Linked DNA regions of Mus musculus: regions 2 and 3 are each linked to region 1. Evidence: chromatin loops called from intact Hi-C (ENCODE). Cell type or tissue: left cerebral cortex. All regions are shown on one strand. Each heading gives the region's core, and the rest is flanking DNA. Links, peaks and the distances in the headings are about the cores only.

Region 1 (10,294 bases), core at 778-8,777:
CCCCTGGGCCTCTGGAGAGCTGAAGCCAGCCCGTAGCTGCAGTGATCCTGGAGGGTGCTATGTAGCACCGAGTTAAAGTGGGGCTTTGCTGAGACTCACCTGAGAGCGTCGTTTTCTCTCTTCCCTCACTGCCTGTTGCATCTCACCTGACCCTCATCCTCAATAGTCACTCTCCAAGATGCCTTGAGGTGGGCGATTCCTGATTCTGCAGCCTTGCATGAGGCAGGTGGTTAGTGATCCCTGGGTACCCCAAATGGTCCTCTCTGATATCCTGGGCTCTGACTGTCATCCTGTGGCCCTGGCACTAGCTGTTTCTATGGTCCAAGGGGGAAGAGTTAAGTATTAGGATGTGTGTGTGTGTGTGTGTGTGTGTGTGTGTGTGTGTGGTGTGTGTATTAGATGCACACAAGTATTTTAGTCCCTTCCATCAGTGGTCCTAGAGACTGGGGGAAGGCTATGCCATTGAGCTTGGATGTTTCTGGCTCTATTGGCCTTCAGTACTGCCGTGGCATTGTGGAACAACAGATCTTTGATCTCTGTTCACTAGAGGTCAGCGCTGCTCCTTTAGTGTGTAAACAGAAGTGTCTCTGGAGAGTGCCTGATGTCCATGTCCTCTGTCAAGGATACGCTGTGTCAAGCCAGGATCTGAGAACCCTCTGAGAGGTTGGGTAGCTTGACTGAGCCAGTGCTAGCTCTTCAGGGAAGGTCATGGGGTGTGTGTAGCACATAGTTCTCAGGGAAGGGGTGAGTGTGACCAGAATCCAGGGATGTTAGCCATGGTATCATTTGTGAACCACGTGTATGAGGCTGTAGAAGGCTAGTGTGTGACATGCCTGTCCCGTGATGAAGGACTGGCTGAAGCAGGGATAACAATTTTCCTCCTAATGGCATCAAATAGTGGTGGCTGTGTGGCACCTTCTTTGAGCCTTAAAGAAGGGTAGACACTGGCTGAATGCTAGGCTTTCTAGGCACGTGAGTTACCACACCCGGCATCTCTCAGGTCCCATATGGAAATACAGGTCTTGGCTTTTATTCTTACCCATTTCCCCTCTTCCTATCTCCTAATCTCTTTCAAAACAGAGGCTTCCACCCTGAAGCCTCCACATCTCCAATTTACCAGTGGCCTCACCCCCTCGAAACTGACCCTGGCTTTCTTTTTCATCAGGACCGGAGCTCAAACATCTCTTTACAGCAGGATTATCCCCAGACCCTCCCCACTGACTCTGCCAACGCACACAATCTCCACCTTTCCTCTCCAGCCCAGAGCCTGGCTGTCTGGGGGACAATGAGCCACTTGTGAGTCCTGGTGGACAGCCTTGCCCAGGGTGGTCCCTTGGCGCCTCTGAAAGATGGCCTCTCCTGCCCTGGCTGGGCTAGCCCCATCCAGAGATGACCAGCCTGCCTGGGCTTCTGTTGGCTTCCACTCGGGAAAGGCAAACTCCACATCCTCTCCGCTCAGGGCTTTGAGTTTTCTTGGAAGCATTTGATGATGGTTTGTCAAAAAGCCTATTCTATTCCTTTCCCAAATAAACACTCTATAAAATGATCTGACAGTCAGAGGAGGTGTACCCAGGCCAAGGACTCAAACACAGACAAACTGGGTAATGGCTAGCTTTTCTTTCCTGCTCCAGGCTTAAAGATATTCGGCAGCAATGTAGTGTTCTGTTCTTAACTTTACAAAAAAAATTTTTTAAAAAAAATTAAAATTATGTATGTGTGTCTGGACGTGTGTGTGCAGGTGCCTTCTGAGGCCAGAAGAGGGCGTCAGATCCCCTGGCACAGTAACCACAGGAGGGTGGGAGTCGGGGATTGAATTCCTGTCATCTGCGAGAGCAGTGAGTTCTCTGAACCCCAGAGCTGGCTCTCCTGAGCTCTGTTCTCAACTTTAGAGATGATGCTGTTTGTTTTTTTTTAATATTGCAGATTAACTCCCCCCATCCTGGGTTCATAAGTCTGTTACATTCATACCCTTTTGGAGTGGATCCAGCACACAAGACCCAGGGTCAGTGAGGAGAAACCAGAAGCACACAGACTCCAGTTCCCCACCTCAGGAGACCCAGGCAGCCTACAATGTATAGAATGGCAAACTCTTTGCTTATTTTCAAAGCCAAGGAGGCCACATCTACTCTAGCTGGGGGGGAGGGGGGGAGTTCACAAACAACCTAGAAGCATTTTCCTACCCCCATCCGTGACCTTGGCATCAGTGACCTAGGCAGAGCCCTGCCCAGCCTGTTACCTCAAGTAGCAACAGCATAAGTCCTACCCAGGCACGGATCAAAGAGTCACACCTAAGTGGGCCCCCTGGTGCATGCGCACCTGTGACCACAGCCCTTGGGAGGCCGAGGTAGCAGAATCATGAGTTCAAGTCTAGCCTGGGCTACAAAGCATATTCCAGGCCAGCTCGAGCTGCACAGTGAGTTTGTCTTGGAGAATAACGACTCACACCTGAGGCTTGGAGACATCTGGTGCTGGTCTCCCTAGAAGCAGTTTTAGGGATCACGGCTGGGGTTGAAGCCCTTACTTGGGAGGTAGTCTCAGAGTGTATGGTGTGTCTGTAAGGGTGGTTCTTTAGCCTAGGTATCTGCACTGTCCTTGCAGATCAACAGGGACGGGTGCCCACATGAACTTAGCTTGGAGCCATCGATCTATACAGAACACAGGACAGCTATTGACCATGACAGTGTCGTCTCCAGTCATCAGACACGACGGTAGCATCTCCTGATGATGTAACACTCATGACTTCAATGGTCACCACCCTACTCTGAACCAGGATTCTAGCAACCAGATTTGTGCACCAGTCAAGGAACAAAATTAAAACCACTTCCTTGAAGCTCCCAGAGGGCTGTGCAGAAGCGCGTGTACTTTGCCTGAAGCAGAGAGGGGAGAAACTGTGTCCCAGTCCTTTCTACAGATGGGGCTGAGGACTCAGCGGGGGTGCAGAGGAGAGTCCCGAGATGGGTTGGACACACCTTTACTTGGGGACACAGTGGCATGGTCAACGTTCTGAGTGCATGTGCATGAGAGATGCCATATTGCAGAATCGGGGGTGGAGGTGGGGTGGGGTCTGAACCTAAAAGAGACAGGACTAGGGATGGGGATGGGAGCAATTCCAGGGTGTTAGGAATGGAGCTGGAGGACTTCTTGGAGGTGGTCATGTCAATGGAGCGGAAGCTGGTAGGGCTAAGTAGAGGATACTGGGGGCAGGATGTGGGTGGGGATAGAGGAGAAGCCCCTGGGTAGGCAAAGGGCACAAAACACGAGGAATTCTTAGATACATGTTTCTGTCAGAGAAACGAATGCAATCCTACACTGCCCTCAAATCGACTGACGATGAAACATGCTGGTGAGGATTCAGGCAGAGAACCCAGCACACACCTAGGACGAGAGAGGGAGGGAGGGAGGGAGGGAGGGAGGGAGGGAGAGAGAGAGAGAGAGAGAGAGAGAGAGAGGGAGAGAGAGAGAGAGAGAGAGAGAGAGAGAGAGAGAGGGAGAGAGACTACAGAATCTTTATCCCCCTGCAGCTGGCGGGTGGGGTCAGCTTCCCCACTGTCTGCTGCTGGGACTTCTAGCTTGTTCCTTAGAGTTTGGACTCCATAAACATGTATAGGTCTCGGCTCTGCCTTGGATCAAGGATCCAGGATCAAGATACTGGCAGATATGGTGATTGCTGGGGTGCGGGTGGGGGTGCTTCTCTGCTCAGAGAGAGCCACCTAGTTCAGCGGTGGGGGGCACCTTCATGGCCCACCGCATTCCCAAAGGCCCTCAAGACCTTAGGGCTCAGAATTTCCTGACAAACTTGGGAGGAGAAATGTTAAGACCACAGTCAGGCTTCCTTGACTCTCATCATGGTCTTTTCCTCATTTTTTTCCAGCCTGCGTTCTTCAGTACATCTCAGCCATCCTAGATCTGGTTTTACAAAAGAGCATTCATACGAAAGTGACTAATACCCAAGAGATCCACCTCTTTCTTCTCCTGGTCTTAAGTGTGAACCTGTGTCCCGTTTTTTTCTAGGAAACTGCCTAGAAACTCATTCATGTCAGAAATCTCTTATGGTTGCTGAGACGAGATTTTTTTTCTCCCTCAGGACCTTCGGAGCCAGGTTGGCCTGGTGACAACATAACCAGTGACTTTGGAAGAGCCTCCCTGCCAACCTCCCCGCTCCTTCCGCACCCGCCCCTTTTCCGTCTTCAGTCTAAACTGCCATCAAGTGATGTTTTGCCACAAGGGGGCGCCCGCGCTCTTCAAGCGGAAGCAAGCTACCTTGGCGCGGGCCGGCTTGGCTCCTAGCTCTCGCTCCTTCTTGCCCTCTCTGACATCTTTGATATGGGACTTGGTCTCTCTATGCCTCAGTTTTCCCATCTGAGAACTAGGATGGAATTGTCTCATCCTCTATGGCAACGCCGCTGAAAGAGGCTGAGCATGGTGCTTCTGAGCCTTCCTTTTTGAACGGTGGGGCTCATGATGCTATCGTTCGTGGGACGGTAGAGGAGGGTTAAGAGATCGTCCCTGTAAAGGACCCGGATGATGATGTCAGTTGATTGAATTTTACCTTTTAAACCTTTAACAACTCACATTTATATTTTTATCAATATGACATTCTGCAATTGTTCCTATTAAAAAAAAAAAAAACAAAAAAACAAAAAAAAAAAAAAACAGGAGAGAAATTAGGCCAAGCAGGTGAGAAGAGATGACTTTCTTTCGACCCAGTAGGCCTTCTAGGTACAAACTGTAGCAACAAGACCCAGTTCCTTGTCCATGCTCCCTAAACTCCTCACAGCCCACCCCAGCTCCGGCCCCTTCTGCAAAGAATCCATCTTTGCGCTTCCCAAGGGACCGCTAACTCTGCAGGGGTTGGGGGAGGTCCAGTCTCTCCACCCACGTCACGTGGCCATCTTGAGATGCTTTCTTTCTATTCTCCGAGTAGATTAAACCAGGTTCTCTGCAAGTTCATCAGCCAGGTTCTCTCCTATCAGTCTAAAGATGAATTACCAACAAGGGCAAGTGCTTCAGGAACACTGGCCGTGTTCCCAGCTTGGATACAAGAATATGGAACATGTACAGGTTACGTAAGAGACTACAGGGGCCCCCGCTCCTGCCCCAGTTCTCTCTGACCTCAGGTAGAGGGAACCATGATCATTTCATTTCACACATGAGCCAGGCAAGGCTCCGAGGTCTCTTCCTTCAGCCCTTTCTCTCCTTTCTGAGCGTCCCTAGCAAGCAGGGTGTGGTCACACAGGACAGGGCTTAGCACTGAGCCTGGTACTTATGGAACATTCAGCACACGACTGCTCTTATCATGGGAGGCTCTGAAGACCCTAACTAGGCAGCGGGGGTGGGGGTGGGGGGTTCCCTCCTCCCCGATTTCCTGTGGGAGAGCTGGAGCTGGGTTATCTCAGGGTGCCCTTTCAACCTCTCCGAGGGACGGGGTCAGGGCTGGGGCAGCAGGCCTGCTGGGAACGGGAGGGCTGGCAACATGGTGTGTGTCAGCGTGAGATATACCAGGGAGATGGCTGGAGATGGCCAGGGAGCAGGGCGGGGAAGAAAGGACAAGTAACGATGCCCACGGGGTGGGGGCGGGGTGGAAGAGAGGGGAGAAGGGTACAGGGAGCCAATGGGGACCCCTCCCTGTTCTGGCTCCATTTTGGCAGCTCCTTAAGGTCTTTATTTTAAAAACTTTTATTTGATGTGTGTAAGTGGGTACACGTATGTATGTGCATGTGAAAAGCAGAAATCAATCTTGGGTTATGTTCCTTAGAAACCACATGTGGGATTTGTTTGTTTGGGACAGGACCTCACTATTGAGTCCTACCTGTCATGGCTGTCTTAGATCTGGTTTTGCTAAAGTATAGCCACCCAACACTTTACTAAAGTGTGTGTGACTAATATTATACTAGAGAGCTCCAGCTTCTTTTCCCCAATTTTAAGTGAAAAATTGGGCTATATATATATATATGTATGTACATATAATATACATATAATATACATATAATATACATATAATATACATATAATATACATATACATATATCTCTCTCACACACATATATATTTAGAGAGAGAGATAATATGTTCTGTGTGTGTGTGTGTGTGCGCGCGCGTGTGCGCGCGCGTGGGTGTATTTATATATACATATACCATTCTCCATTTAGTCTTATGTAGACCCGTCTAACTTCAAAGTCGCAGGTATCTTCCTGTCTCTGTATTCCGAGTGACTAAAGGGATGCACCACCATGCCTGGCTCTGTGTAAATGTTTAAGGCACATTCCCACACTGGAGTCTGGGGTTTGCTCACTCAGCTAGGCAGCTGGCCAGTGAGCCCCAGAGATCTGCCCAGCACTGACACATCTGACCCTTTTCTCTGGGGCTAGGGATCTGAACCTGGCTTTTCAGGCTTGCATGGCAAGCATCTTCCTGATTGAGGCATCTTCCCAGGCCAAGGTTTTAATTTTGATGTTTAGTTTTTAAAATTAGCTTTATTTCCTCCTCTTTGAGTGTGTGTGTGTGTGTGTGTGTGTGTGTGTGTTGTAACAGTGCCCAAGTCAAGGTCAAAGGACAACGGGGTTGGTTGGATACCACGTGGATTCCCGGGGATCGAACTCAAGCTGTCTGGCTTAGTGGCAAGCTCCTTTATCTATTTAGCCCTCTTGACACCCCCTGAATACTTAGCTTGTGGTTTTGAGTACTAGCAGGTGTATCTCTTTGAGAAACTTCAGAAAGTTGTGACATCATATCAGTCACTCCTAGATGCATGGGAGCTTCCTGCCCTCTCCTGTTTACACAAACTCACGCAGCCTTGGCTTCCTTCTGCAAAAACCAATCCAAATTATTACTATTTCATTAATGTCTTGGACATGCCTTTAAGTTAAAAAAAACATTGGCATGCCAACCTTATCCTTTTTAATAGCTGCATGCTATTCCTTGCTCTGGCCAGGTGCCTATTGCCCTGCCATTCCCCTGCCGACCGTCAAGGGTTCATGTCCAGTTTGACGTAAGAAGGGTGCTACCACCAACATCCCCATTTTTGTTCTCCGAGGCTCGACTGTTACTGTTCTAGGGTGGGGCTCCAGAAGCGGGCCTAAAGGCCATTCAACTTGGGAGTTTTAGATTTACTGCACAACTTCCCAAAGAGGCCCAAGGCTGTTCCTTGAAAGGTCCATTTCTCTTCTGTTTTATCCTTAAGGCTCCCGTGAGCCCCGGGACCACAAGAAAAAGTTCTTTGCTCTTTTGGGAACAAGACTATCGTTTCCTAGTTGATTTCTTAGCCCGTTTCACAGAGAGGGAGGCAGAAGGCATATCAGGACGTCTGAGGCAGGATGGGGTATGGGGGGTATGGGAGGTGTGGGGCAGGGTGCGGCACAGTGAGGCCTTGGGTACAGAAGAGGGATCCAGGAAACAGGAAGAGGGTCAGTTCCTTGTTACCCTCCTGGGCTCCCAGTGGCCTGAACCCGGCTCCCTGGTGTATTGCGCATGTCCGGGGAGGCCTGGAGTGCCTCTGGCCTCAGTCACAGAAGTAGGAGGGGAGTAACTGGGGCTCAGTGCTGTCCTAGAGGAGTGGGGGCTGCAGGAGCCCAGACGGTTCATCAGCTCCACGGGTCTTTCTGAAGGCACACCCTCGCTGAACTTGATCCTTGCTATGGTACTTCGGTACTTCGTCCTCTGTCTCACCTGTGTCTTGGCACAGCCTATTAACACAGCAAGCCCCGTCCAGGCTTTGTGTTTCTGGTGGAAACACTAAGGTAGTAGCAAGGCTTGAAAGTGTTTGTGTGGGGACATCTTTGTTTTGCAGTCATTTAGCAACAGTTGAGGGAAGTGCCAGCTTGCATGCACACTGCAGAAAAGGAAGTCCTCATCTGGGCGGGGGGGTGGGGTGGGGTGGGGTGGTAACGTGTGAGGCTTCCCAGCATGCACCAGGAGCCCAAGGGTCCAGGTGGTCCTTGCCCTGGCCCTTCAACCTCCAGCAACTGTCCTTAAGAATTATCAATAACACCACCAGACAGGCTGGGTCGCCTCCCACAGCGTCTTCAACCTCCACTGCCTCCACTTTTAGTATCTGTACAATGCCGGCAGTATCTGAGTCACGGGCTTCCAGGCACAGGGATGAGCTTCGAGCTCACCTCCGCGCGGACTGCTCAGGCAGGCACACACTCAGCCACCCCTTCCGGTCCGGTGGACCTCCAACAGCAGTGCCTCAGTTTCTCTGCTTGGTCCCTGGTGACAACTGCGTCTGTCTTTAGGATGGCGGAAGGATCACGTGACTGAGGAGGCGTGTAGCCACCCTTGGTTCCCAATGGAGAGATCAGAGACATTCTCACGGGTGGATTGAAGGGAAAAGAGATAACTTTGTATTTATGTGATCGTATGTAAGCATTTCTATTATATATTTACGTGATCAAGACATACAAAACGCTGGGTGTGGTGGCACACGACTTTAATCCCAGTACTCGGGAGGCAGAGGCAGGCAAATTTTTGAGTTCGAGGCTAGCCTGGTCTACAAAGTGAGTTCCAGGACAGCCAGGGCTATACAGAGAAACCCTGTCTTGAACCCCCCGCGCCCCCAAAAAGACATACAAAATTAAGAAAGTCAAGGCCTCCCCTGGTGCTTCTTAGGGACAATCACCAGTGTTTATCCATGCACTTTCCCATGCCTTCCTACATACTACATGTAAGTGTATAAATCTGGCCTAGACCCCACTCTGTAGACCAGTTTGGCCTTGATTCACTACCTCTGGCTCCTGAGCCCTGGGACCAAAGTCTGCCGCAGTCTTTAAAGATAGCTTTGAAAGCCAAACATTTTGTCTGTATGATTTAAAATGTATTAGTGACCTCAGGAGCGGTGGCTTGGTACACAGGCTCGGCTCATCCATTAGTGACCCACTTAGCCCCTCCCTCATGTGGTGTCTTTGGGGGGACACCTCATATAGACATCTCCATGCTCATTGATCTTGGAGCGTGTGCTGTGTTGGTTCTTTGTCTCTGTGGGGAACAGTTCCCTGGCCTTCTGGGAGATGTGTGTCCTGTGTGGAAAGTGACACACAGCATTTGAATGTAATATTTACACGCACTTGGGTAGTCCCAGGGATTGAACCCATAGCTTTGCATGCACTAGGTAAATGCTCTACCAGACCTCTTTTTGCTTTTCTGAGTTTGAAGCTCCAAACACCCTTCTAACTCCACCCTCCTGAGACCCAGGAGCTGGGACCACTCATTCTGCAGGCACCCTGCATCTCAGCCTCAGAGATGGGCGCCATCGGCCCTGTGTGTTCCTCTCAGTCCTCTTCCTTTCTTCTCCAACCAGGTTCCCTCCTTTTCAATCCAACAATGGACAAGGAAAAGGTTGAAGACAGATAGGCCAGAATGTTCCACGGAAGACCAAAATGTCCTCCTGATTCATCAACTATTGGTACCTTGGGTGGGCAGTGCTGGGTGAGCTGTCTCTCCATCACCACTGTCCTCCTCCTAGTTCACAAAAGGGGAAAGATTTTTACCCACGTTCTACTACAGGAAAAAGCTAGGGATACGGGGAAGAAACTATAGGGGTCCAAACCACACAGACATCCACATAGGAGGCACCTTGAATATGCAAGTCAAGAGAGAGAGAGAGAGAGAGAGAGAGAGAGAGAGAGAGAGAGAGAGAGAGCGAGCAGTGGATGGAGGACCATGAGTTAGCAGATGACAGGCAGAGAGTCCTGGAGGCGGGTCGATGGCTGTCCAACCATGTTAATGTACTTGAGGCTGCCGAACTTGTTTTCCTAGGGCGGCGGCGGGGGTGTGGGGGGAATGCACAAGCCCGCTCCTTGCACACGGCTGCCCAGCTTCCCTGCCACCCACAGCGCAGTGTCTTGCGTGCTAAGCCCTTTGCTCCTTGCAGCTGTCTAGCAACTCTCGCTGGCCCCTGCCCATCCATCACTCCGTCTCCACTCTCCTCATCCATCTTCCCCGAGGACTGCCCGCTCATCCGTCAGCCATGGGGACATGGGCCACCACTCGTCCATCTCTCCTGGGCCACCCACTCATCCATAGCCACCTGCTGCCACCTCTGTCCCCCTCCCGGCCTTCCCAAACCACATCCTAACAATCCTCCAAGTTTGGAGAGACATGGAGAGTTGGGCAGGTGCCTTAAGGACAAGATGGTATCTTCGTACTCAGAGCGGCTGTCCCCCTGTCTCCACCCAGGCACATGGAGTCCTTAGACAGCACAGGGTAGGTGTGGTTGTGAGTCTTGTCCAGCTGTGGAGAGTGATTCAGGTCGGTCTGAGTGGAGCCTGGGATTCTGGCTTTCTAGCTAGCTTCAGCT
Region 2 (10,294 bases), core at 1,455-9,454, 240 kb after region 1:
TGGATCCCTACCAGTCCTTGCAATAAATACTGGGGACGATGAGGCTGTGAATCCAGGGCCCAGCCCAGAACATCACTGTCCCTTTAAGAACTTAGGACCCAAAATTGGTCCAAGGGAAAAAAATGAAAAACATGGGCTTTATTTTGTTGGGGGTGGGGGAGACCTTTTTGCAGACTGAAAAAAAAATGGCTCATCAATTACAAGCAGTGGCTGCTCTCTGAGAGGACCCAGGTTCAGTTTCCAGCATCCACATGGTGGCTCACAGTTGTCTGTAACTCCTGTTCCAGGGGATCAGATGCCTTGCTCTGAACCTCATGGGCACCGGGCAAACACACATGCACGGACATACATGCACGAACATACATACATGCACGGACATACATGCAGACAAAACACTCAAACAAGTTTTTGTTTTCTCACAGTGATTGTTTCTATGTCTTTTGAGGTCACTCATAAGCTCATCATTGCTTAATTCATACAAAGCCGTGAGGGCAGGCAGGTGTGGTGGTTCATACGTGTAATTCCACCATGCTCCTGAGGCAGCAAAACCAAGGGACTGAGGTCCCCTACTGAGACTCTGTCTCAGAAAATGAAACAAAGCAAAACCTCATTGCATAGAATAAAAAATAATTAGTTATAGATACACTTAAACATTGATTTTTAAATATGTCTCCTTTTAGGCAGTGCTGGAAAGAGAATCCAGGACTTTGCACACACTGCTCCACTGCTGGGCTCTATGCCACACCCACCTTACTTCTTTCAGGGACCTCATAGACCCCCTCCAGGATATAAGCATAAAGCGTTGCTGGGGAGGGTGGGGGTGATGGGTCAGGGGGTAAAGTGCCCCTAACACAGGCATGAAGACCTGAGTTCAGATCCCACTGAACGCTGGTTCTGGAAGTTCAGAGACAGGAGGATTCCCAGGAACTCACTGGCTAGCCACTCTAGCCAATTGGAGAGCTCTGGGTTCAGTGAGAGACACTGTCTCAAAAGTGAGGCAGAGCCAGTGAGATGGTACAGCTGGTGATTGCCATGAAGCCTGGACTCCTGTGCTCCATCTCCAAGACCAATAGGAGGGAAGGTGAGAACTGGCTCCCTCAAGTTGTCATCTGACTTCTACTTGTGGGTATGGTATGAATGTACACAGAGAAAGAGAGAGAGAGAGAGGCATGTACGTGTGTATACACACATACCACAAACACACACATATGTGCATGCTCACATACACCCCACACATACACACACATACACACTCCACACAGGCACACACAGGCATATACATATGTATACACATATACCACAAACACACACACACATGTGCACACATGTACACATACACACATCCCACACATGCACATGTACACACACATATACACACCCCACACAGGCACACACAGGCATATACATGTGTACACATACCATAAAGACATACATACATGTATGTACACACATACATATGTACACATACATACATCACACACATATACACCCCATGCAGGCATATACATGTATATACACACATATCACAAACACACACACATGTGCACACATACTCACACATAGATATGCACACATACACATGCCACACACATACATACCACACATAAATACACATACATACACACACCACAGGCATGCACACACACACACACACCAGAATCATCCTTCAGAAATCCTTCTAGACAGGCTCATCTGTTGCTGAAACACATTTTATTTTGCACACAATCCCTTACACTATAAGCCACTCTGTAACAACCTCCCTCCCCTGTAGGCTGCGTGTCAGCTTATAAGCCCCCCAAATATGCACACCTGGAAGCCTATAGCAACCTAAAATCTCCAAGGAAACCTCCTTATATTTACCATACAAATGCACTCCCTTCCAAAATCAGCATAAAACCGGATATCCGGGGAAGGGAGAGAGTAGAGGAGTGGGGTAAGCAAACATAAATGCCAGCTCCAACTGGTGAGACAGCAGTTGTAAAACTTAATGAAAATAATTGTTGCAAATTCTTGCTTTCGGAGGGGGAAAAAAAACACAACTCATGAGGGCCAAAAATCTTAATTATGTCTCTGTATTAGGGGCTTCATTTCCTGGTCCCAACCAGAAAGCTTGTACCTCATAAATATGAACTCCATATACAGGGACTTAAGCTGGGGCAAAGCTCCTCGCGATGGAAAAGGCAGCTATCGTTGAGGGACACGCATGCTTGCATACACAGCCATTGTAGTAAGAACCGGGAAATGAAATGCCCCGAGTGACTTGCGTTTAACACCTACATATTTCTAGGCGTTGTGCTTGGAGCTGCTGACAACTGCTGTAAAAACCCAAACAAAGACGTGTTTCCCGAGTGAACGTCGGAGCTGGGGGAAGATTCCAGTTTTTAAAATATCTTTTTCCCCCTAGGCTGTCAAACATCTGGGGAAATAACTCCCAAATCCAGCTTAGGGTCACAGCTGGGCTGAGGAAATACAGCTCGCCATTAAGGGTCCTGTGTTGGAAGGTACATGATTTTTCGTCTAAGAAAGGACCGTTGCCACCGGACCCACCCTACCTGGCACCTGCCTAGCATTTGGAAAACATCCTGGGTGCACTGAGCTCTGTGAACCCCTTCCCAACCAGGGCCTTGCATCCCCCAGGTATTACTGGCTGTGCACTTACACAGAATATTTCCCCCAAACTCATTCATCCAAGACAAAACAAGTTCATTCTTGGTTGACAAGGAACCAAGGGAACCACAAAGACCAGTATTTGTTGTAATTTTTTCAACCGCAATAATAAGACCTATTTTTAGAATGTTGGTCGTGCGGATTTCAGTAGACTCAAGGAGTGGTGCTGAACAAGCTAGGAGTTTCCCCAGAACATCACAGTTCTGAACAGAGCTGACCTGTGTGAGCAAACTGACCAGTGGCTAGATCCAGGTCATTGCCCTATCGATCTATGACGGCTTCAGGGATTATCTGGGGGTAATTCTTATTTGTGAAGTGGATGCTACTATTATCATTATGATGATGGTGATGGTGATGATGATGATGATAATGGTGATGATGATGTATAATTCCCATTTTACAGATGGGAAACTGAGTTAGATCCTGCCTTTGAATCGGAGCACTCATCCCCAGATGGGGTACAGCCCTTAATCCACATGGTGTTAGCATCTCAGCGGGATCACCTACATCCTCAGCTGACTCACCACCCACTCCAGCTGGGACAATGAAGGCAGAGATACTGTCCACAGATCATAAGAACCCATGGGCCCACATAATTAGGTCACAGGTCCTACATCCACTTGAAGAATGTTTTCAAGGGTCTTGAGCGTGACTGGGAAATGTATCTCTTTGGGCTCTTCCAACAGGAAATTAATGACTTCGGGGCTCGACAGGTAAGAAATAAGGAAGATCCTGTGGAAGATGAAGTGGCAGAAACTTGTTTCCTGATGTGCATGTACAGAAACTGCCTGCCCACTTGGCTAAAGAGGCCTTCATATACACTTCAACTAGAGACCCAGGCCCCACTAACACAGAAAGCAATTCCTGTGGAGCTTCAATGCAGTCATTGAACACACACCCAATTGTGTGACTGGAGACCCACACTGACAGACCTGTGAGATCTTTAGACTGTGCTCAAAACTCATACAAGGCTCAGCAAAATGGCTCAGCAGATAAGGGTGCTTGCCACCAAGCCTGAGGACCCGAGTTCAATTCCCAGAATTCACAAAAAGGTAGAAAGGAAGAACCAACTTCCACGAGTTGTCATCTAAACTCAATAAGCATACTCTAGCACAACGTATGCCACACACACACACACACACACACACACACAGCCCACATACACACAGAGATATGATATAGCAGTCAGTCTTTAAGGGGCCAGAAATGCAGCTCAGTGGCAGGATGTATTCTTAGCAATATTTGAAGCTTCGAGTTCAAACCCAAACATGCTCAAAAAACAAATAAGTGGCAAAGAACATACTGTATAAATCTAAAAACAAATTGACAGGAGGGACAGGAACAGTGAATGTCCACTATGTATGTGTCATACATTACCATGACATAGAACTCAGAACATGCCAAGGATCCACAGACCCACATTTTTAAAGGTCATTTTATATGACACCACCATCACCACACATCCTCTATGAACCTGGGCTTGCCTGGGGGGGAGGGGGGGAGGTATTCATGGCTCTTGTGTCAGCTCTGGAAGCCTTTAAGGCCACAGCTAAACCAGGGCTTGCAGAGCCTGTAAGGAAGCCCGATTTCTTGGTGCATGACATACAGTTTCACTAAATCACAGCAACTGACCTCGCCATTTTGCCCTTGCTGGGGTCAGCTCTATTCCTTCCCTTTAAAAAAAAGTGGGGGGGGGGGCATCGTGTTAGGGAGAGGGCAGGGATTTCTTCTGAGGCAAAGAAGGAAGCTCTCCGTAGATCTGGAAGAGATCGTCCATCACACTTCAGCCACCTTCCATCCGAATTCAGAGACTGCCCACAGTGTGCTCTAACAGAGGATGGGTGGAGGGATCGTCGTCTACCACCCAGCCAGAACCAGGATAACCTGCACTGGATGACCCAGAAGGAAACCTGCCTGTGACCCTTCTCTTGCCTTCCCTGTCAGCCTTAGAACCTTTACAGCTAACTTCACCCAGATGGAGGGGGGCGGGGTGGGTGGGACAAGCTCCACTGAGCTTACGTGGGTGGGTGGGGGGGCTCTCCCGCCCCCAATTAGCCTGAACTGTGCCACCTTCCCCATTGCCACTTGAGGTGCCTCTAAAAACCACAACTGATCCTGTTCTCAACAGAAAAGCCAATCCTCGCCAAAGGTGGCACTAGCCACCCATAGCAGCACAATGTCACCTTTCCTCTCCCCCTTTCTGTAGACTCCAATTGTGCGTGATAACTAGTTTGGTTCTAACTAGAAAGCATAGGTGAGAGAGATTCTTTCTCACCATGAATACAACGCAAACAGCTCCAACTTGGCCCCTGCCCAGCCCCCTGGAGGACAATAGCAGCAGAGGCTGTAGGACTGTGGACCCACCCCTCCGTCTTAAAGGGCTGCGTTCCGGTGAGGACACAGCGCATGCGTCCACATAAAGCAGCAGGCGGCCCCGCGGCGGTGCAGGCGGGTGGAGACTCTCTCAGGCTTACCTTGTGATTCTGGTACGAAGTCACAGCGATAAAAGCTGTCTCCGGGAAGACGTGGGTGCAAAACGCAGTGTTCTTTGAACCGAACCCATTATTTTCGTCTGCTTTCACGATGTGTAATCGGGGCTGGTATTTGTGCATGGAGTTCAGGATAATCTAAAAATAACAGAGAAAATGAGATTGTCAGAAGAAAAAAAATAATCAAAACTCCCTTTGTTTCCAGCTAGATCCTTGCTCCTCCCCCATCTACACTGCCAATTAGCTTTATTATATGGGCTCTCGGAAAGAAAAAAAATAGTCTTTTTTTCCCTCTTCTGTTTTGAAAAAGGGCCAGTGATTTCATCTAAAAGAAACATTTCAAAAATGACAATTTCCACATTAGAAAGTCAAGGTAATATTCCAGGAACCTACCCAAAGCACACAGGGCAGTAAATCAGAATTCTTAATAAAGTTTGCTTAATAAATTAACTCTGTGTATAAGGGCACTTCCCGCCCCCAACGGGAGCCTGGCAAGTCTAGAGGCAGGAACCAGCGGGGGGCTGGGAGAACTGACCAGCAGTGTGTGGCAGTGAGGGACAGGAAGAACCTATGTGCATATGTACAAATAGTCACAGCACATCCCTTCCTCAAACACCTTCTGAGGAAGGCCAAGAGCTGACCCTGCCAACTGAGCATAGCAGTTTTAGTTTTTTGAGGATTGGTGGCTCTTAATAGAACTCAAACCTGCGTCCTTTGTTTTGAAACACGAAAATGGAGTCGTAAGGGGGGGGGGGAAGGGGGTTAAAGTGGTATAGGAGAGTCTGGTCTGTCTTCCTAAGTCCGTGGAGTGAGGGGAGAGCCCCTCTGTGGCAGGGACAGGCTGACCTACAGGTTTTCTTTCTTTGAGTATCAATATTTGGGACTTAGGGACGGATCTCTATATCTACTGGAAAAGTGGTTTTGTTCTTCTCCCTATTTGAGCTACTCTGAGTAGGGCTTACTCCAGTTGCTGTTGGTTGTTGCTACAACATTATTATTATTATTATTATTATTATTATTATTATTATTATTATTATTGTTATTGGACTGAGGAGAGGGAGGAGGGGAGCAAGCAAAGAGGCGGGACTCCTGCATATGCATTCACAGCAATAAAACTGGGTTTGTTGTCCAGATGATGCCCATATTTTGATGTTGGGCTGGCTGTTAAAAGTCACCCAAAACTCTTTAATGCAAACTCTTTACCCATTCCCCAGTCCTGCTCTTCCTACAGGATCCGGAGCCCTAACTGCAGCAGGATTCAGCTTCCGCGATTGTTTGCATTGCTGACCCTGGTTTTCAGAATTCCTGGCTCAATCAATCCTGAAGCAAAGCCTCCAAGATGTAAGATATGACCTCTTAGTTCCTGCTTGGGGATGTCCAGCTCTAATCATACACACACACACACACACACACACACACACACACACACACACCCTCTCCACCTCCCGGGCTTATAATGACGCTGGCTGACCAGTGGTATGGCGACAGAGAGACGCACTGGGGCCCCCAGCTTGACTGCCACAGCCCCTGGGCCAGCACAGCCGTCCTCTCGTCCTCTCGGCTTAACCAAATTGCTTTGACAGCTGGGGACAGTGTGGAGACTTCAGAATGAGGGTGATCTAATGGCCCCTAATTCCATCAGGGTGACTCTAGATTCAAAGTCGGTGTAGAGTACCTCACTCTTTGTCCATGAGTTGCTGAGAGGAAACTCGGGGAGGGGGGGGGACAGCTAAGTGGCTCGTATCTGTTGATAGGGCCAAGGACCTTTCCTGGAAGTCTACCCCAGAATGACCCCAAAAAGTACTGTCCAAAACATAGAGGTGCAACTTGAAGCTGAAAGGAGACTGTGAGACAAACTCAGTTGCCAGCTGGAGATTCCATGGAGACCCCTACTAAGGATCCCTGAGGAGGGAGCCCAAGGAAGGAAGCAGGCAGGGAGTCCCCCACCCCCAGGACCTTGAACCTACTTTCTGATCAGTAACCAGAGGAATGCCCCAAGCCTTCTAACCCTGGAGCAGAAGAACCCCAGGACATTTCCGCACTGGGACCACTGAATTCAATGATCCATAAGAAGTAATCAGGATAGATAAAACTTTCTACCAACAATCCAGCCTTCTCCCCTTCCCACATGTAGAACCCCTCAGTGGACCATTCTGAGACCCTCTTCCCTCCCTAGGTCCCAGTTGGCCTGGCCTCTGTCACTATCACCTAGAAAGAGCAGAGTTCTCATTTGAACTTATTCCCAAGTCCAACCTACCTAGACCCTCATCTCCCTAAATTGGAGACTATGAGCCCTGCTGGTAAGATCCCTATCCCCAAGCAAAAGGTATGAACTTGGGCATATCTTCTAACCTCTCTCCCATCCCCCGACTCCCCTTTGCAAGAGCATCCTTGAGTATCAGATGTCCAAGGATGAGCATGGTCATCTAACAAAGGGTTTTGAATGGAGAATTCAAAAGCCCAAAGTAACCAGGAGATTTGGGGCTATTTCTCCAAAAAGCCTGTGTTTTCTTGTTCTTTGGGGGAAAGGAGAATGAGGCCAGATTGAAATGGCTACACACATCACCTGGGAGAGGGGATGCACACACTCACTGTACCCTCACACAGTTTGGGGGACTCCCTGGACCCCTCTCATAGATCCAAAGTGATGCTAGCTTTCAGGATCCTGGTCTAGGTTTGTCCTCTCTGTGCACGGAAAGGAGAAAAGAGACTGCAGAGTTGGGTAAAGTCTAAAAGCACTGAGCTTCAAGGGGGCAACGGAGCCAGAAGTCACTTGCCACCGGTAAAAGAGGAGGCATGAGACCAGGAAAGATCAGTGACAAAGAGAAGCTTTAACAGATGGAGAAGCTGGGATAGAACACAGGACAGGCAGCGGAGAGAGTGTCCTCTCAGTCTGAGAACTGTAGAGAGCAAAGAAATGTTTAGGAGCGGGGACAAGAAGGTCAGGTGCGGAGCGACAGAGAGAGGAGCGGAGGCAAAAAGATGAGATGGGATAAAGTCCCGTTTAGAGTGATGAAAGAGCTGACAACTTCAGCCTTGAGGGTGGGTCCCAATTAGCTGGGGAACAGCTTGGGGCTAAGTAATTGGCTGCCGGAGAGAGCTCCAGGGCTGTGGAGCCGCAGAAAAGGGGGCCGAAGATAGAGACCTGGGGAGAAGTAAGGGGGAGCGTGTGTCACACATTAATGGGAGACAGGGTACTTACGTGTCCAAACGGGTCCAGGTGGTTGTTGGTGAGTTTGAGCTTCTGGAAGGAGACAAGTTGTCGCATCCAGTGGGCTCCGGTTGCTGGGGAGTCCGGGTGCACGTAAAGGCGCCCCGGCATGGCAGGCTCTGCTTTGCCAGTTACGGACCTACATGAAGGAGAAAAGAGTTGCGGGGGTTTTCCACGGCCTGCCTGGAGGTAGCTGGTCAGAAGAGAGCTGCTTCCGAAGGCAAAGTTCTGGGTACATTCCGTCTCCTTCAGACATTTACAGCCCACACTATGTCCAAGAAAACCCCTGGCCTGGCCCTTTCTTCTTCCCGCCTTTCATGCCTGCCTGCTCCCCCACCCCCCAGCCTAGTGCCAGAGAGTGTGGGGCCTCAAAGTCTCGGCTGCCCGCAAATTATCGGTGGTATCTGAAAATATGCACGTGCAAAACTCTCAAATTTGCAAAACGCAAATGCTTTTTAAAAGGAGCCAGCAGCCTCTGAGCTGTGCACTGCCCACTGCCTGAGGAGCAATGGAGCCCAGGCATGAGTCTCCTCTGCCGTTTTTTTTTTTTTTTTTTTTTACCAGTAAAGCCACTGGCCAGTTTTGCAGTTTCATATAAAAAGTCATGTTCAAAGCAGGTAACTCATAAAAAAATAACTGTAAATGATTCTATGCCCCCCAGAAATATATCCAGTACTTGGTTTAAAAAAAAATACCCTTTAAAAAAAAAGAATTAAAAAAAAAAGTACAGCCCATGTGAGTATTGAAGTACACGGGGTCCTCTTACTTCCCACAGCCTCAGTTTTTAGGTCTATGAAATGGGAGCTAATGGCTGTGGTCCTTTTATTATACAACAAGATAGGCACAAAAGCCTTGAGATTTAGTTGGAAATTATTATTATTATTATTATTATTATTATTATTATTATTATTATTATTGTAGATTTTCTGTTCCGGTTGCTGTGTGTGAGCTAGGCAACACAGTTTCCTCCCAGCCCTCCCTGCCCTTTGGAACCCTGGAACCTACCATTTGTTATCAGCAAATTTATATCTGTGGTCGTCTGCGGGAACAATATCCATGAGAAGAATATACTTCGTTTTGGGATTAAGGCCAGTCACCTTCACTTTGTAACTAGGAAACATTCTCCTGAGGAAAAAGAAAGAGGGAGATGAATGGAGGAACAGGCAGAGAGAAAGAAGGGGCGAGATTCGTGCAGATACTCAGAAGAGAGGGTCCCTGATCTTCAGCCATTTTCCACTGAAAACCACTGGCCCCACTCCATCCTCCGTGAGATCCAGGCCGGGTTTCCCCTGAAGTTACCGGGAGGAGAAGAAGGCGCAGAGAGAAGGGAGGCAGCCACAGCAACTGCAGGAACCTCAGAAGAAAGTGTAGCCCAGGGATTGTTGCCTCTAGATTTTCAAGTTTAGAGAGACTCCATTTCAGCTGGATAATCTAGTATCAGGGGGAGGGGGAGGTTCATTCAATACGAAGCTAGCCACTTGTTCACTCAAGCTCGAGGTTTGCCATCCAAGGTGGCACCCTAGGGACACATCACCTTGAATACTAACTTTAGTCCTCTGCCCTCAGAGGCGCAAGTTAACCGTGGCTACCAGAACGCGGTTCCCAAGTTCTCTGGGTTAGTGACCAGCCCCGTATGGCCAACGTGCGGTCACTCATAAATGGTCTGCAACTTCTCCACGCGCTTGGCAGGTTTCCCTGGGGAGCTTAAACTCCAAGGCACTCAGGAAAGAAATTCCAACCCCTTCCACAGATCGGTTTTTAGAGCGAGCCGAAGCCGGAACTAGAAAGCTGAAGGCACACAACTAGTACAGAACTCGGCTCCCCCATACCTCGGCCCCACTAGAATATTTTTTCCTTAACGTCTGGTGAGGACTGCGCTGCAGGAAGCAAGGGATCCGGCTGGATTTGCGCACCAGGATAAGTCATT
Region 3 (10,294 bases), core at 1,530-9,529, 220 kb after region 1:
CATGTGTGTATATGTATTATATATGTGTGTACATATGTGTATATATGTGTGTTATGTATGCGCATGCATGTATGTATACATATATGTGTGTAAAGTATGTGTTATGTGTGTATATATGTGAATATGTATGTATGTGCATATATGTGTGCATGTATACATGTATATGTATTATGTATATGTTTGTGTACATTATGTGTATATGTATGTTTGTAAATGTGTATGTATATATTAATACGTTTGTGTATAGGAATGTGTGCATGTATGTATGTATATGTATGTGTGTATATATGTGTACATATGCTACATACATGCATGCTTTATAAATGAATAAAGCCAATCTGGACATTTTACATCCTATCCAGGGAGAAGCTGAACTGAGAGACATACTAAATGAACCTCTTACTTTTACTGACATGGTTTGAATTTCCTATTACCTCTATATTTCTGTGCCACTTACTTTTAAATAAATAATAAGCAAACAGATGTCGCTCTGCGTCCACCCACCCCCCCATAGTGGCGAGCACCCCTGCCCCGCCATGGCAGCGAGCAGTAAGGGCAGAGCCCCAGCAGGCCTGCCACACTCACCTTTCCTCTTGGTACAGTGGTAAATTTGGCTGTGCTCCTGGGCCAGTGGGTATGGGTTAGGTGGGGGCAGAAGGTCCTGGGAGGGGCCAGAGACACCATTCTCACACTGGTACTGGGACCCTAAATTGGATGAGGTGGAGAGAGCTCGGGTCTCGCTGCTGAAGGGGCTGTGGTTGGAGGTGACTTTGTGCCTCACTGTGCTCCTGGGAACCACAGGATACTCTTTACTGAAAGGAAGAAGACAAAGAGAAAAATAAGTTCCCCGGTGCTTTGATGGAACTTCACCTCCTTGCTGAGCCTCGTGTCAATGAGTCCAACAGAAAAGTCAACAAAATAAGAAACTAGAGAGTCTTTGATAATCCAGAGGCCAGTGACCCCTGACATCCCATGCCATGAATGTATGTCCAACACACACTTCTCACGTCTTGTACATGAGGCGAGTAGGTCTGAAAACAGACTTCTTACAGTCAGGAAAGCAAAGCACTTCAGAATCCCTGTCCACCACTGCCACACGTGAAATTATTTCCCCTCATCTGCAATATCTTTGAACTAAGTTCAAAGCCGGATGCACTGCCTAGATACTTAGACTTAACCTCTGACCTCTGACCACTTTTTTTTTAAGGCCGTATCTTTGCCCAAGTAAAAGACTGCTCTGGTCAGGTGCAGCCTTAGGTCATTCTAATCCAGACACATCCCTGATTGTAACCTCTACTTCCTTTTAAGTGATGTCTTTGTCACGTTGAGATATCTAAATATCTAACTAGTCTATGGCTTGGTTTCTCCCTTCCGTGAGTTGAGGGAAATAAACATCTCTAGTTCATGAGCAGGCAAGATGGCTTAGTGGGTAAAGGGGCTTGCTGCACAAACTTGGAGACCTGAGTTCAATCCCTGGAACCCACATAAAGGTGAAAGGAGAGAACCAACTCCACAAAGTTGTGCTGCCCTGACCTACACACATGCACACCATGGTACTAGCATACCCCACATACATATCACATTTACAGTCACACATACACGAATCCTCCTCCTCCGCCTCCTCCTCCTCCTCATCCTCATCATAAGAACAACAATAAAAGGAAGGAATCCTCAGGGGTTGGAGAGATGGCTCAGGAGTTAAGTTTGGTTCCCAGCACCCACATCACAACCAATGATAACTCGAGCTCCCGGGCAGCCGACACCGTCTTGTGGAGTTTGTAAGTATCTGTATTCATGTGCACACAATCCCCTCCCTACACACATACACATAATTAAAAATGAAATTTAAAAATTAGATAATTTTCAAGAGACTATAATGTTGAGCGAGTGAGTGAGTGAGGAGATTGGCAGGAGCCTGTCATCGTCGCTGCTGCGATTGTGTTAAGTAGGAAGAAGAGAGACAGGAAAGGGGGAGGGGGAAGGGAGGGTAAAGAAGATGGAAGCCACGGATCCAAATGCATTGCTCACATAGCCCACTGAGCCTCCATCCTACCAGATTCTCAGAATCTGGTTCTCTGATGATGTAGCTGAGAATGTAACCGTTCAGTAGAGTGTTCTAGTATGCATGATGGCCAGCATTTGATCCCCAGCACCAGATAAGCCTGGTGTGGTGGATCACACGTCTAATCCCAACACTTGGGAGGCAGAGGCAGGAGGATCAGGAGCCCAAAATAATAATAACAATGACAATAATTTGATAACCATTTCAACACTATTAGTCTCCTGTCTAGAGTATGTGCTTCATGAATTTAATCACAGTATTCTGAGAAATGTATAGGTTTCAATGCTCAGCCAGAGAACCCTGGTACTAGACAGGCTAGGGACATATTCTGACCCAAGGCACATTGGGATCAGGAAACTCCAAGCGTCAGAGTTTGTTCATATATTATTTATTTGTTTACTCATGACCTGGAATCAAGTATCTTTTGGGGCATTTTTACGGTGATTTTTTGATCCAAATAGTTTTAGTCTCACTCTGAGCGATCACATGCGTTAGACGAGGTGCTTGAGGTATTCACTCAGCTCCTCTTGTGCAACTAAAATAGATGTTTACCTGTGGAAATTGAAGTGTGCAACTGGGAGTGGAGGTGTAGCTCAGAGGTAGAGCACTCACCTAGCGTGCATGAGGCTCTCGGTTCAGTTTCCAGCACAGAGGGGCAGGGAGGAGAAGGGGAGGGGATAGATAGATAGATAGATAGATAGATAGATAGATAGATAGATAGATAGGTAGATATGGATGTGGCTCAGTAGCAGAGTACTTGCCTGGCAAGCTTAAGGATCTGGGTTCAACTCCCGGTGCCCCAATTTGTTAGCTAGTTAATAACAGGCTAGGGGTGTATCTTAGTAGTAGAGTATTCCCATGGGACATACAAGGCCCTGAGTTTTAATACCTGAATGCCAACAAATAGAATAAAATACAAAGCATATGGGGACACAAGTCCCATATGCACAGCCACCAGCAAGAGCCCATGGCACCCTTCCCATGATGCTATGATGAGGTTATAGTTATTGTGCCCATTGTACAGATTAGGAAACTGAATCCCAGAGATTAGTCAACTTGCCCAAAGATCCAGAACTGGTCAAGATGCAGCCAGAAAGAATTCAAGCTCACCTATTATGTAAGCACTCCTTCCAATGTCTAAAGCAGAGGCCTGGAATGAAAACCCCTTTTTATACACCAGGGATATACCCTCCTCTACTCTCTGCCTCTGCTTCTGTTATGAGGAAACATATCACTGTAGCCAGGCAAGGAACTCAGGAGCTGCCAAATTTCCGTGACACTCATATCCACCACTCATGACACCCAAGAGTCTCTCAGCTAAGCTTCCCCTGGGGGTCTATGCCATCTTGGATCCCAGCTGGGATGTGAGCCACACAGCCACCAGTCAGCCAGGAGGCTAAGTGAAATGGCATTAGCTTAAGATCACTGGCTTTGTGGTTCAAACCGTGTAATGGAAAAACCAAGAAGAATAAAAGAAAAAAAGCACAATAATAAAACGGTACCAAAGCCATCAGATCTCACCGGCAACTCAGCCTGAGTCTGCTGAGGTCAAATGCTGGCCCATCAGCACTCCAGGAGGAAGGGAGAAATCATTTGGGGTTTTATATGTTTAACGGCAATGGTTATTTTTTTTAATTAAAGAAAATAAGCCTCCAAAAATATTGGCGGAGGGAATTTACAAGGGAGCAGACCAGCGTGCTCCGTGGAATTCTCCCATCCAACCTTGCCAAACTGCAGAATTACTCACCCCAAGAAAGGCCAAACCCTGTTTTATAAACACTTCCAGAAGTGGAAAAGTGATATTATCCCCAATAACCACATGTCCCTCACAGCTTGTTTCTCTCTAAGGAGCTTCAAACATCATTCCCGGCATGTATCAAGAACATCTCGTTTAGTGCCTGAGATGCTGTGTCCTGAGGCCATCTGACAGGTGTCAGGCTGTGGGTGAGGGAAGTCATCCTGCCTCCTCCATCCAGTGAGATGAGAGAGAGAGAGAGAGAGAGAGAGAGAGAGAGAGAGAGAGAGAGATGTGGGAAGTGCACCACAGCAGGGTGGTCTCCATGGAGCTCCTCGTGGACCAATCAAAGGATAGATCAGTCAGAGACTGTTAGCCCTGTCTGGTGGCATCACCATGGTGCCTTGGATGGGAAGGTGGGTTGTTTTCACCTACAGCTTAAAAATGTCCACAAAGAAACCAAAGCATTGTAGAACTATAGTGACGGTTGAAAGGTGCGCACAGGTTTTCACCCTAATTACCACCACCACCATCACTATAATAATCACCACCAGCACCATCATCAGCATCACAACGGTCCTCATCAACCATCAGCACCACCACCTTCATCATCCACCACTGTCACCACCACCTTCAGCAGCAGCTGCACTCCCATTCCCACCATCATCACCTCCACGATCCGTGTTCCAGCCACCGTACTGACTGCCTTCAATGTCTTCCGGCTCTTGAGCCCCAGATCGTCCCTTGTTTCACGTGACTATGTAAGAATTGCCATACAGGTAAGAAAACTCACGAATGAAGGGGCTGGGCTGAAAAGACAGAACTGTGGATTGGCTACAAGAGGGCAGGGTCGGGGGCACTGGACAAGGCGCACTGCTCCAACAGTCTGCTGCTTTTACCTTCAATCCCTCCGTCCATCGGTCCGCCATTTCCAGCCCCCACCCCACCAAGCAGGCTGATCCGAGGCACCAGACACAAGCCAGATCTTGAGTTCCTCGACTCTCCCTGGGTGCCATAACCCACAAACCAGACCCCTCCCTGACTCAGGCTCCCTGACATTCTGTTCCCTGCGAGCGAGCGCGGGAGTGTACTGAATGACGCCATTGTCCACGGGTCTGGGTTGTAAAACGTTACAAGGGAATATTGAAACCGAGGGCCAAACTGCACCATCAGCCGCCGCCCGCCATCTAATGAACCTTCCCTCTACACTGCAGCGGGCTGAATCGGCCTTTTCACGAAAGCAGGTGGCAGGGAGCTGGTGTTGGCGGAGACGCTTTTGTTTTCTCCCGGCAGATGCTTTACCCAATTTCTGGCAGCATTTTTAAAACAACCAAAGTGGGGTGAAAACTGTTAAAGCCCCGTTCTTGTGCGGTAAATCCCTCTTTCATTGGCTCCGCATTTTCCTCTGAGACCTAAATTAAATCGGGCCGTGCCGGGCAAATTCATTCCCCCAGGGAACTTTCCTGGTATGTTCAACCACCGGGGGAAGTTATTTTGATCTGACATACGTGGGCACCGCGGGAACCAGGAGGGCACACCCGGGGTGACACGAAGCTCAGTGCAGCTAACAAATCCATTTGGTTTTCATTTCTCATGATAGAAGGGCAGGAAATCATCTCACTGTGGAAAATGGGCACAAATAGTTTACATAAATTTCCCACTAGGGCTGTGTGGTTGAAAGGGAGGGGCCAAGACTCTCTGAAGGACTTCCCTCTCTGCTAATAGCCCTTGCTTTGCAGCTCTGGGACCGTGGAGCTGTACAACTCTAGGAAGAGTAGCAGCAACCAGTTTCTGGTTCTGATGCTAGCCTGGTTGAGTGGATGCTCTGTAATCAAGCAGCCAGCCACAGACATGGTGGGTGGCTTCCTGGTTTCTCTTTCCTCCTTGCTTGCTTCTATCTCCTTCTATAAAATGGGATCATAATGGCAGTGGCCTCTAGGAGTTCTGAGATGGTTGGTAGATGGGCAGACTTATCACATGTGGGGACACAGAGCTCAGTAAAGGAGAAGAGAGGAGGAAGGAAGCCCAGGCTGTCCTCAAACTCAATAGATAGCCAAGGATGACCCTCAACATTTGTTTTAGTTTTGGTTTGGTTTGGTTTTGAATGTGTATGGGTGTTTTGCATGACTGACTGTGTATCGCGCACACGTGCACACGCGCACACGCTGTGTGTGTGTGTGTGTGTGTGTGTGAGAGAGAGAGAGAGAGAGAGAGAGAGAGAGAGAGAGAGAGAGAGATCTACGGAGGCCAGAAAAGAGCATTGGATCCCCTAAGGACTGGACTATGTTGGTTCTGGGAATTAAACCCAGGTCTCCTGAGAGAGCAGCAAGTGCTCTTAACCACTGAGCTGTCTCTCCAGCCCCATTCCATATTTTAAATTTATATTTAACAATTAGATCTATTTATTTTGTGTGTATGGAAGCTCTTCTTCTGTGTGTGTGTGTGTGTGTGTGTGTGTGTGTGTGTGTGTGTATGTGTGTGTGTGTGTGTGTGTGTGTGTGTGTGTGTGTGTACCACATGTGTTCCTGGTGTGCAAGGAATTCGGAAGAGGGCACCAGATCCCCTGGAACTGGAGTTACAGACAGTTGTAAGCAGATATGTAGGTGCTAGGGCCTAAACCCAGGTCCTCCAATTGAGCAGCAGGTGCTCTTAGCGGCTAAGCCACCCCTCCCTGAAACCTCCATCTTCTGATACTCCTTCCTCTGCATCTAAGCTCTAGGATGATAGACATGCTCAGAAGGCCTGGCTAATGTAGTGCTGGGCATGGAAACCAGGGCTTTCTGAATCCTATGCAAGTACTCTACCAACTGAACTACACCCCAAGTCTCACTTTGTGGGGGGTGCAATAGGTTAGGGCATCTCATTATATAGCCAAGTTGGCTTCCAACTTCTGATCCTCCTGTCTCAGCCTTCTGAGTGTTAGGAGGATGGGTGTGCATCACCCCATCCTGGATAGCACATGTGGAAGCAGAGCTTTGCACCGAGCAGGCTCCAAAAGGGCTCTGAGCTGCAGCCCCATCTCAAAGATCAAGCAAGCAGTCTGGGCTTGCCAGTTTTCTAGGGAGAGGTGTGCACTCATGCCCACTATCTGAAAGAGATCCAATGGTCCAAAAGAGGTCTTAGCAAATGCTACTGAGACAGCTCCGAATCATGGGGAACCTGGGCCCTCACAGGATAGCTTCCCTTGTCTCTTGGTCCTTTGCTGTATTTCTTCCATTTACAGGACTGGAGGAAGGAGGTCCATCCTGCAGGACATCTGGGAGTCAAATGGAAGCAACTCCATGGAGAGAGCATCAATGTGGGGTGTGAATGTGGCTCAGCCTTAGTGAGCTCTGGCTGGCTGTCCCCCAAACAGTTTTTCCTTCCATCTGACACACTGCACTACACAGAACAGACTTAGTCAGTTCTCAAACCTGACAAGCTTGCCGGCAGGAAGAGATGATTCGGTGGGCAACCCACTCACTGAACAAGCCTAAGGACCAGACTTTGGATTCCCAGCATCCACGTAATGCTGAGAGGATGTGGCATCCCATCTGTGACCCCAGTGTGAGAGGGGCAGACACAGGGGATCCCAGGAACAAACTGGGTGCCTAGACTGGCTGAGCCAATGGGTGGTGAGTGATTGAGAAAGACACTTGACTTTAACCTTGAGCCTACACACACACACACACACACACACACATTCACATATACACACACATATACATATACACATACACACACTCAAACACACAAACACACATATGCACACACATATACATGCATACACATGCACACACATACATACACATACAAACATACATATACATACAAATACACATATACTCTCACACATAAACACATACACACATATACATACACGTGCATACACATACATACACAAGACACACACAAACATACATACATACACAAATACACATATATGCACACACATACACACATATGCATACACATGCACACACATACATACACATAAAAAACATACACATGCACACAAATATACATATATGCACACAGATAAACACATACATACACACATATACATACACATGCATACACATACATACACATACAAATGTACATATATACATACATACACACACATACAAACATACACACACATACACATATATGTACACACATAAACACACATATACATACACATATGCATACATACACACACATACACAGATACACACACATACATATACAGACACGCACAGACACACACACATACACACACACCTATATACAGACACGCACAGACACACACACATACACACACACCTATATGTGCCAATAAGAGGAATAAGCGGATTTTATGGAAGGTTCTGGATTTTGACAGAGATTTAGGTTTCACAAGTGCGTACATTTGTCAAGAAGCAAAAGGTAAACTCATGATGTGTGCCTCTCGCTCTGGAAATCTTAGCTAAAGGGAAGAAATGTGAACAAAAAAAATCGAATCTTGGTTGACGGTGCACACACTGAACAGTTTAGATTGAAATGGCTCATTTCTGTGATGTAGATTAAATTTGATCTGTTACAGTAAGAAGGATGATGGCTACATGGCCTGGAATAATGGACAGACAGACCGACAGATGAACACACGTGTGACCGAGCAGACTTACAGGCAGACATTTTGGTCTAATTCTGTGTTTTCTTCACATCTTAAGTGTTTGATGATAAAATGCTGCACAGGGCTTGTGGGTGACTTTGATGCTTACTTAGCCAGATCTGAGCACAAAACAGAGAAAGAGGGGAGTCTTTCCTATAGGAAACCCACACAGGGACTCGGTCTTCAGAAATCAGGGTTACACATCTACCTGTCTGCTCATTTCTTAAGGCCAAAGAATAAAGCAGGGCTGGCCAATGAATCCCTCCCTTGGTCATTTGAAAGAACTTGTCCCAAGGAAGCTTTTGTCCCATCCTAGAAGGACAGACTGTTGGGGACATGTAGAAATCTGCTTTCTAACAAGCTCCCTTATAAGTATGATAAATACTGCTGGAAAGTAGATAGGGAGCTCCATGATGATGGTGGTGGTGGTGGTGGTGATGGTGATAAAAATATGGACACCTGAGTATGTATGTATAGATATAGATATATTTATATATATATATATACACACATATATATACATACATACATACATATATACATATATACACATACATACATACACACATATATGTATGTATATATATATATATACACACACACACACACACATATATTATCAGTATATAACAGTAGTAAGGCACAAACTTGGTGAGATCAGAGCATTGAGATCAACCAACAGTAGCACTCCAAAATAATTGGCTAAATAAAAATATAAATTCAATGAAGGATCTAAGCAGAGATTTCTCCAAAGAAGACACACGAACAGTCAACAGGTCCATGAGGAAAGAATCAACTTCATTTTCTGGGGAAATGCAAGGCAATTGCACCCCCAGGGGCTGTCACCTCACACCTGCTAGGATGGCCACTATCGAAATGACATGAGATAACAGGTGTTGGCGAGGAGGTGGAGAAAGGGGAACCCTCTCTGCCTCTGGTGGGGATATGGTTTGGCACAGTCACCCTGGGAAACATCGCAGAGTTCCTTCGAAAGCTAAAAATAGAAGCACTGTGTGGTCCAGCAGTCCCTTGCTGGGTCTGTATCCAAAAAGAATGGAATTGGTGACTGGATCCCTATGTCCATTGCTGTCCTGGTCACCAGAGCCAAGAAATTGAAATGACCTAAGCCTGTGGGTGAATGGATAAAGAGAATGTGGAGTGTGTGTATCATGGAGTACTATTCACCCTTCAAAAAGAAGAAATCCTTTCATTTGAGACACCATAAAAGAACCTGGAGGGTGTCATGCTAAGGGGAAGAAGCCAGACATAGGAAGATAGGCTGTAAGACCTCACTTCCTAGGTGTAGTCTAAAATGGTCCAACTTCCAATAGGAAGAGCAGACTGGTGGCTGCCATGGGCTGGAGGAAAGGGCGTGGGGAGACATTGATCAATGAATAAGCATTCTGGACATGCAAGAGAAATGAGCTCTAGAAAGACACAGAGTAGCATGATATAGAGTTGGTGGGGGCTGCCCAGGGTGATATAGATACGCAGAGGATAAGAACTAGGTGTTCCTAGGGGAGGGAAGAGCTGGCAGGGGAGGGGAAGGGGGGAAGGAAGGGGAGGGGAGAGGGGCAGAGAGATGAGAGGAAAGGTAAGAGACAGAAGGTGAGGGGGGAAGAGAAAAAGAGAGAAGAAAACAGTAGTTATCCCAGGCTATGTGTCGATTGTCTTAATGGCCTGTTTCACGTTCTATGCATCAAAGTTTTGTGTTATACTATATATGAACATCTTGTCCATCACAAGTAGAGATGGTAAAAACATAGATGAACGAATGAGCAGCTCACAGTGCCCCCTCTCGAAGGCAAGTGCCCAAAGGTAGAGAGACAGGAGGGGTGAAACTGCAGGTAAGAAAGAGGGGAGCTATCCAAGCCTCTCACCT

What was found. Hi-C counts contacts between places; a loop is a spot of excess contacts. Peaks named below come from ENCODE experiments on the same cell type or tissue, not always from the same donor. Only the 100,000 strongest peaks of a DNase experiment are listed, where the experiment ranks them.
Region 2: it touches region 1 in a loop (4-fold over the local background); 3 of 42 quality-filtered maps call a loop at or near these places.
Region 3: it touches region 1 in a loop (3-fold over the local background); 4 of 42 quality-filtered maps call a loop at or near these places.

What each region holds. Positions count from the first base shown.
Region 1 is chr5:120,082,675-120,092,968 of GRCm38, reverse strand. No RefSeq gene overlaps it. Among named protein-coding and RNA genes, the nearest start is that of Rbm19, 29 kb to the left of the region's middle. In left cerebral cortex, for the core only: CTCF peaks have their summits at 1,749 (motif pointing right) and 4,221 (motif pointing right); DNase peaks (open chromatin) are centred at 4,236 and 8,048.
Region 2 is chr5:119,839,965-119,850,258 of GRCm38, reverse strand. Tbx5 (T-box 5) reads right to left here. Exons shown (of 9, transcript NM_011537.3): 4 at 9,373-9,492; 5 at 8,359-8,506; 6 at 5,142-5,294. Among named protein-coding and RNA genes, the nearest start is that of Tbx5, 10 kb to the right of the region's middle. In left cerebral cortex, for the core only: no CTCF peak of the experiment used is centred there; DNase peaks (open chromatin) are centred at 5,118 and 8,491.
Region 3 is chr5:119,861,701-119,871,994 of GRCm38, reverse strand. It overlaps Tbx5 (T-box 5), which reads right to left. Exons shown (of 9, transcript NM_011537.3): 8 at 586-812. Among named protein-coding and RNA genes, the nearest start is that of Tbx5, 32 kb to the right of the region's middle. In left cerebral cortex, for the core only: no CTCF peak of the experiment used is centred there; DNase peaks (open chromatin) are centred at 4,966 and 5,547; H3K4me3 peaks cover 424 bases.